Regions from separate parts of the Homo sapiens genome. Here region 1 is linked to region 2. A link is a contact called in ENCODE Hi-C or POLR2A ChIA-PET data. All regions are on one chromosome and are shown on one strand. Each heading gives the region's core, a stretch centred on a gene start or an enhancer-like site at or near the end of the contact. The rest is flanking DNA. Distances are from core to core; before and after follow the strand shown.

Region 1 (3,500 bases), core at 965-3,464, 780 kb after region 2:
CTCTGAGCAGCCCAGAGTCCAAACTGCCATCTGTCCCCTCAGCTCTGAAAGATGAGGTGCAAACCCCTGCCCTACCCAAGGCTCTCCTGCTGCACACTGCCAGGCACTGTCTTCATGGACCCACACTTCCTTCCATATTGCTGGGGACACAGTGGGGCCTTGCCAACAGTGATTCCTCTTTGTTAGGATCTTTGCGTGTAGTCAAAACAGGGCCCCATCTCCTCATTACTCCCCCAGGTGTCTACCTCTTCCCACCCCATGGGCAAACCTCCATGGATGACTGGTCTGTGACCCTCACCAGCCAGGCCAGCCATTCTGGACATGACCAGAGCCCTCCCCTCTTCTTCCCTTGTCACCAGCCCTCAACTGTGAAACTACAGATGGCATGTCACCTCTTCATGCTCCCAGTTTGGGGCCTACCCAGTGAGGGGCACACTAGTTGATTCCATACACCCTCAGCTGGCTTTGTTTAGAATGTGAATGTCACAGCCAGGCGCGGTGGCTTATGCCTGTAATCCCAGCACTTTGGGAGGCCGAGCCGGACTGATCACTTGAGGTCAGGAGTTCGAGACCAGCCTGGCCAACATGGTGAAATCCTGTTTCTACTAAAAATACAAATACTAAATACTAAAAATACAAAGCCAGGCATGGTGGCATGTGACTGTACTCCCAGCTACTCGGGAGGCTGAGACAGGAGAATCACTTGAACCCGGGAGGTGGAGGCTACAGAGAGCCAAGATTGCACCACTGCACTCCAGCCTGGGTGACAGAGCGAGACTGTCTCAAAAAAAAAAAAAAAAAAAAAAGAATATGAATGATGAATGTCACCTCCTTTCTCTTCTCCATGAGACAGCCAATATCTGATCAAGGCCCTGGGAATGGGAATCCATAGCTCGCCACCCACGTCTGCCCCCTGCCTAGCCACGCTGCGCTCAGGGACCATTCCGACAGGAGAGGACGCCCCACTTCAGCTCCCCCCAGTGCCCCGGGTGAATGAACGGCATGAAGGGTTAGGCGGGCACACGTCGTCTCTGCACGCATCGCACGGCGCCCTCTGCCCGCGCCCACTGGCGTGCCCGTCGGCATGCCCGGGCCCCTTCGAAGACTGCTTGCTTCTGGAGTGCCAGCGGCCTCCTGGCCCAGTGCCCCATTTCCTCCCGGGTGGAGCGAGGGAGGAGGAAGGGAAGCAGAGGGGTAGGCGGTGGTAAGCAGCAGGCACATGTGCGCGGGCGAGAGCCCCGCAGACTGGGAAGGCGGGCCCATGGCAGGGGGTCTGCGGGGATCGCGTAGGCGCGGGCCTTGCCCTGCAGCCGCTTCCCGGGCGATGCGCACACAAAGCGCCCTCGGCAGCGCCTGGCCCGGGGCCCGCGCTCTCTTAGGGTCCGGGCCCTTCCCGCCGCTGCTGGGGCGGCCGACCGGGATGCGGCCGGGGAACCCTAGGCTCTGGGGCCCTGGGAAGGGGGACGACGGCGGGGAGTAGGGATGTGCAGGGATCGGGCGAAGCCCAAGCGACTTAGGGACCAGAGCCACCCCAAGCGCCGACTTCGCCCGCTCGCACGTCCCGGGTCCCTCGCGCGCAGGCCCCGCCCCTCTCACCCCGCCGCACGCCACAGGGTGACGTCTGGGCTCCCAGCCGCATCGCCCTGACTCCCGCGCGGGCCCCGCCCCCTGCCGCTAGCCAATCTGTGCGTTTGTGACTTTTGGGCCCGCAGCCCCGCCTGCTCCCACAGCGATACCGGTTTGCATTGCCCTGACTCCCGCGCGGGCCCCGCCCCCTACGCCGCTAGCCAATCCATGCATTAGTGGCGTCCGGGCTCGCAGTACCGCTCGCTCCCACCGCGAGACCTTCTGCTCCGCGCCCGCGCGGGCCCCTCCCCCTCCATCGCTAGCCAATCCCCGTTTTGTGACGTATGGGCTCGCGGCCCCGCTCGCTCCCACCGCGAGACCTTTTGCTCCGCGCCCGCGCGGGCCCCGCCCCCTCCATCACTAGCCAATCCCCGTGCTTGTGACATATGGGCTTGCGGCCCCGCCCGCTCCCATCGCGAGACCGGTTCCCACCGCCCTGACTCCCGGGCGGGCCCCGCCCTCTCCGCCGCTAGCCAATCCTCGCGTTGATGACGTTTGGGCTCGCGGCCCCAGCCTCCCAGCTCTCAGGGCACGGCCGGTCTGTGCCGGCTGCTCCCGCGGTTAGGTCCCGCCCCGCGCAGCGCGCGCAGCCTGCGGAGCCAGCGGCCGTGACGCGACAACGATTCGGCTGTGACGCGACAACGATTCGGCTGTGACGCGAGCGCGGCCGCTCCCGATGCGCTCGTGCCGCCCCCGCCGTGCTCCTCGGCAGCCGTTGCTCGGCCGGTTTTGGTAGGCCCGGGCCGCCGCCAGGCCTCCGCCTGAGCCCGCACCCGCCATGGACAACTACGCAGATCTTTCGGATACCGAGCTGACCACCTTGCTGCGCCGGTACAACATCCCGCACGGGCCTGTAGTAGGTACGCGGCGGCGGGCGGGACCCCTTCCGGGCCCCCTCCTCGTGCTCCGCCTCGCGACCTCCCCGCTGCCCTCCCCGCGCGCCTTCCCCGGCCCGCGGCCCTGACCGCCCCGTGTCCGGCCAGGATCAACTCGTAGGCTTTACGAGAAGAAGATCTTCGAGTACGAGACCCAGAGGCGGCGGCTCTCGCCCCCCAGCTCGTCCGCCGCCTCCTCTTATAGCTTCTCTGGTGAGAGCCTCGCCTGTGGGGACAGCCTGGGACGCGGGGAGGATGGGGTCGCGAGGGTGTGGCAGGGGGGCCGGTCGAGAGCGGCACTGGAGAAAGGGGAGGGAAGTCTGGGGGGGCAAACAGTTCTGTCTCCTCCTTTCAATCCAGACTTGAATTCGACTAGAGGGGATGCAGATATGTATGATCTTCCCAAGAAAGAGGACGCTTTACTCTACCAGAGCAAGGGTAAGGCAGGGGTTGGGTGGGCACGCTGGCACCTTCACCCGACTTCGTCAGGGACCCCGCTCACAGGGAGGACCTGAGACCTCAGTCCCAACCACTCCAGCAGCCTTAGGAGGGAGAAACTGTTACAGGTCCCGAAATGGGATTCAGATTAGGGCCATCAGGCCAGGCGGGGCACACCGATGCCCCCTCTGCTACCGCTGCCCCCCTTCCCAAGGCTACAATGACGACTACTATGAAGAGAGCTACTTCACCACCAGGACTTATGGGGAGCCCGAGTCTGCCGGCCCGTCCAGGGCTGTCCGCCAGTCAGTGACTTCATTCCCAGATGCTGACGCTTTCCATCACCAGGTGAGCTGGCTGGCAGGCGTCCTGTACTTGGGTACAACCTAGGGGATCGCGGCTGTGTTTGGATAAATCCAGGGGGGCACTGGGTACAAATGGTGGCTCTTGGGCCTCCGGGGAGACTCTGTGTGACTAGAGCACCCTGGTCTGGGATCTAGGCTCAGACTCTTCCTGAGAGTCCTGGGGGCAAAAGGGGATGCTGGGGCATGAGCACAAGTG
Region 2 (3,606 bases), core at 178-2,677:
AAGGACAAAGGATTGTGTAATACATTTTATAAAGAAGTCCCTCAGAAGGTCTAAACTTGTTATATAAAGACAATTCCTACCTGGGACCCCTCATTCCAGGAGATGCCAGATAAGGTGCTGTTACTGACATGACCTTCCAAGCTTTGTTTTACAGAGCAAACCCCAATTTACACGGACCCTCCGAGCAGACGGTAGCAGATGAGGTGTCACTGCCATCCTTCCCTAATAATAACTTTGCAACTCTTCTTGCAAATTACAGTAAATTTACATATCACTGGGATGAACAGTCCTGCAGCAGTCCTCAGACTCTCCGCCCACCTTGGGTAGAAAGCACATCTGCCCAACCCTTCTCCCCCAAGCAGTAAAGGTAGGAAATAACTACCCGCCAACTAACAGTATCTCCTATCAAGATACTGTTGATGGGCCGGACGAGGTAGCTCACGCCTGTAATCCCAGCACTTTGGGAGGGCGAGGCAACTGGATCACCTGAGGCCAGGAGTTCAAGACCAGCCTGGCCAACATGGTGAAACCCCGTCTCTACTAAAAATACAAACATTAGCCGGGTACGGTGGCACACACCTGTAATTCCAGCTACTCGGAAGCGTGAGGAAGGATAATTGCTTTAGTCCGGGAGACGGAGGTTGCAGTGAGCCGAGATCACGCCACTGCACTCCAGCCTGGCCAACAGAGCGAGACTCCGTCTCGAAAAAAAAAAAAATACTGTTGATGGCTGGATGGAAACGATGTTTCTACAGAGATCTTAGCTTAATCACCTCGCCTGGGAAGCGCGGAGCCCAACACTACTGTGGATGTCCTGGCAGGGTTCGGAACAGGAGCTGCAAGCAGCCTAGGTCCCCGGAGTGACAGGAACCCTCGGACAGCGTTCTCCAAAAGGCTCCGCGCGACTAAGCGCCATAAAGTCTACCGGAGTGCAGGGCCGCGGGTGCCGGCAGAAGGCGTGGCGCACTGCGCAGAGCTGCGGGCGCCCGGGCCGGTCTCCGCCTCGCTGGAGGCCCAACCCGGCCACGTCCTCTCCTAGGGCCTGCACACCGGTCCACGCCATGGGGATACCTCGCGGCTCACTGCTCAGCACACCGGGCGCGGCGCAAAGGCGGAGGTCCTCAGCCCCGAGCAGGGCTTCCCGGCCTCTGCTACGGTGAGCACTCCAGAAGGCCGGCCTGGCCAGCCGGGCCCGCTCCGCGAAGCGGGCCGCGGCGCCGCCTGTCCTGGCCTCCCCCGGCCGCGGTTACCTGCCTCCATGATGAACCTCGCCACTCGGAAGTGCACCCTGGCTTCGGGCGCCGGCTGCCCCTCCGGGCCCCGCGCTGCAGGCCCCCCTCCGCCGCCCTCCGGGGCTTCCATGAGGCGCCGCGGCACCGGCGGAAGGAGAGGCGGCCCCGGCGCGCAGAAGCCGGCAGAACTGGAGGTGCTCGCGGCGGGCGCTGCCGCCCCACCCGGCCGCGTCCGGCCCCGCCCCGCCCCGCCCCTCGCCGCCCCGCCCCGCCCCTCGCCGCCCCGCCCCGCCCCTCGCCGCCCCGCCGCTCCTCCGCCCCGCCCCGCCCCTCAGGGCCCTCGCCCAAGGGTGAGCGCGCGCTTGCGCCACAGACGCTGCCTGGCCGCGCGCGCAGGCGCAGGCGCAGGCGCAGAGGCCGACACCACGGGGCGGCTGGTATGTGTCCACCGGCCCCTAGGCGCCTCGAGCCCCGCCCCTGGGAGACGCAGGCTCCTCCCCGCGGAGCGAGAGCCCGCGGAGCTGCTCCGAGACCCGCGGGAGGGCACCTCCGGTCACCCGAGCCGCAAATCCCCGCCGTCCGAAGGGGGTGTCGCCCCGGGCTGTCGGCCCAGCGTGGCTTAGGCCAGGTACAACCGGCAGCGCCCGCCAAGCCCTGGGCTAGGGACGCCTGCGGGAGTTCACGGGGAGGCGCCGGTGTCTGAGGTCTGAGAAGACAGCGGCCACCGGAAAAGGTGCTAATGTTTGCAGACCCCGATCCATCGACACCCCAAGGAAATGCTGTGCACAAAATTCCAAGAGGGCCTTTTCGAATAGACGCATGAACGGTGTTTGTGTCTGGATCGTCCAGCCTCCCGGGATCGATTGGGAATCTAGCTTCTGCTTGCCTTTCCAGCGCGACGCACAGTAGGAGCCTAATAAATGTTTGCTGAATGAATGCTGAATATCGAACTCAGGTATTTACCATCTCATTTTTCATTCGCGTCTTCCACAAGCAGGAAATGGTGCATCAGGCTTTAGGGACATAGAACCCCAAAGGTACTCACTCCCAAGTTAGTGACAGTCACTGGAGTCATTCTGATACATTCAGATCATTGCTACAATTTCAGACAGCTGGCAATATGGAGAGGAAAAAGCTACTGCTCCCTAAACCCTTCTGCCCAGGCGCCTTGATCTCCTGATGGTGTGGAAGTCTCCACCTCTTACCCCCACCCCACACACCCAGTCCGGCCTCATTCTCCTTCCTCAGCACTTCCTGCCTCCACCAGCCTCCCCAAGTCCTCTCTCCATCCCAGCTGGGTTAGTTTCCTGGGGCTGCTGTAACAAATGACCACAAATTGGGTTGCTAAAAACAGCAGAAGTATATCCTCTCTCAATTCTGGAGGCCAGACACCTGAAATGGAGGTGACACTAGGGCTTTGCTCCCTCAAAGGCTCTGGCAGAGGATCAGTTCTTCCTTGCTCTTCCAGCTTCTGCAGCCTGAGTTCTTCCTGGGCTTGTGGCCCCATCACTCCAATCTGTGCCTCCGTCTCTACATGGCCTTCTCCCTGTCTTCTCGTCTGTCTCTTATAAGCACACCTGTCACTGGATTAGGGCCTACCTAGATAATCCAGGAGGAGCTCATCTTGACATCCTTATTTTCATTACATCTTGCAAAGGCCCTTCTGCTAAATAAGGTCACAGTAACAGGGATTAGGACACGGACACACCTTTTGGGGGCTGGCATTCACCCCACAATACCAGCCGCCAGAGCGAGCTTTCTAAAAGGCGAGGCTGAACAGGTCCTGCCCTGCCTAACACCCTCCGGAGTCCCTTCACCTTCAGGAGAAAATGTGAGGCCTTGACCTCACATGCTGGTCCTTGTGGAGTCACCCTATCAACTGACCAGCCTCGGATCTCACCACTTTGCCTCATGGCAGAGACCTTCGGCAGGTCCCCCAAAGGTTATGGTCTCCTGGCTGAACGTCTCTGCACGTATTCTGCCTGGTGAAGGAATTACCACTCCACTTCCATCACCCAGCTTGCTCTTGTCTGTATGTGCGCGGGTGTGCACGTGTGTGTGCATATGTGTGCGTGTGTGGACTGACTCAGGGTCCCCAGCTCCCTGTGCTGCTGACACCTGCCACGCCTTGAGCACCGTGTCTGTCTGCAAGCTGTGAGCAGCCCCACCCTCTTCCCCAGCCCAAGGCTGAAACCTAGGCAATGCCCAGAGGGCCCACCTCCCCTCAGCCCCGTTGGTGGAGGCCAGGTCCTGTGTTCCCCCAGACAGTGCCCTGGGCTGGACCAGCCACAGCTAGATCTGGAAGGCTCAAGCCCATGTTCCCTAAAGCAGCTATGGGCCTTGGGGGATCAGGCTGCTGCCTCTCAGCTTCCCC

The links. A loop is a pair of places that touch in the nucleus more often than their neighbours do. ChIA-PET counts read pairs that join two places held with the same protein, here RNA polymerase II (POLR2A). Pooled maps may share reads with other maps.
Region 1: a map of PC-9 shows a loop between it and region 2 (18-fold over the local background). The contact joins the promoter of EMD here to the promoter of CCNQ in region 2. A Hi-C loop is called at or near these places in 1 of 168 maps with a recorded cell type or tissue (PC-9), 2 of 37 single-sample maps with no recorded cell type and 8 of 50 pooled maps. POLR2A ChIA-PET finds 5 or more read pairs at or near these places in 1 of 52 experiments (PC-9).

The regions. Positions count from the first base shown.
Region 1 is chrX:154,377,081-154,380,580 of GRCh38, forward strand. EMD (emerin) reads left to right here and starts at 2,215. Exons shown (of 6, transcript NM_000117.3): 1 at 2,215-2,486; 2 at 2,610-2,714; 3 at 2,862-2,939; 4 at 3,154-3,287. The coding sequence starts at 2,405. RefSeq lists silencers at 1,306-1,435, 1,456-1,875, 1,886-2,185 and an enhancer at 2,593-3,172.
Region 2 is chrX:153,597,712-153,601,317 of GRCh38, forward strand. CCNQ (cyclin Q) reads right to left here and starts at 1,428. Exons shown (of 5, transcript NM_152274.5): 1 at 1,251-1,428. The coding sequence starts at 1,362. LOC105373383 (a long non-coding RNA gene) reads left to right here and starts at 1,629. Exons shown (of 1, transcript NR_131982.1): 1 at 1,629-2,182. RefSeq lists silencers at 1,139-1,498, 1,509-1,558, 1,659-1,798 and enhancers at 2,939-3,440, 3,441-3,606.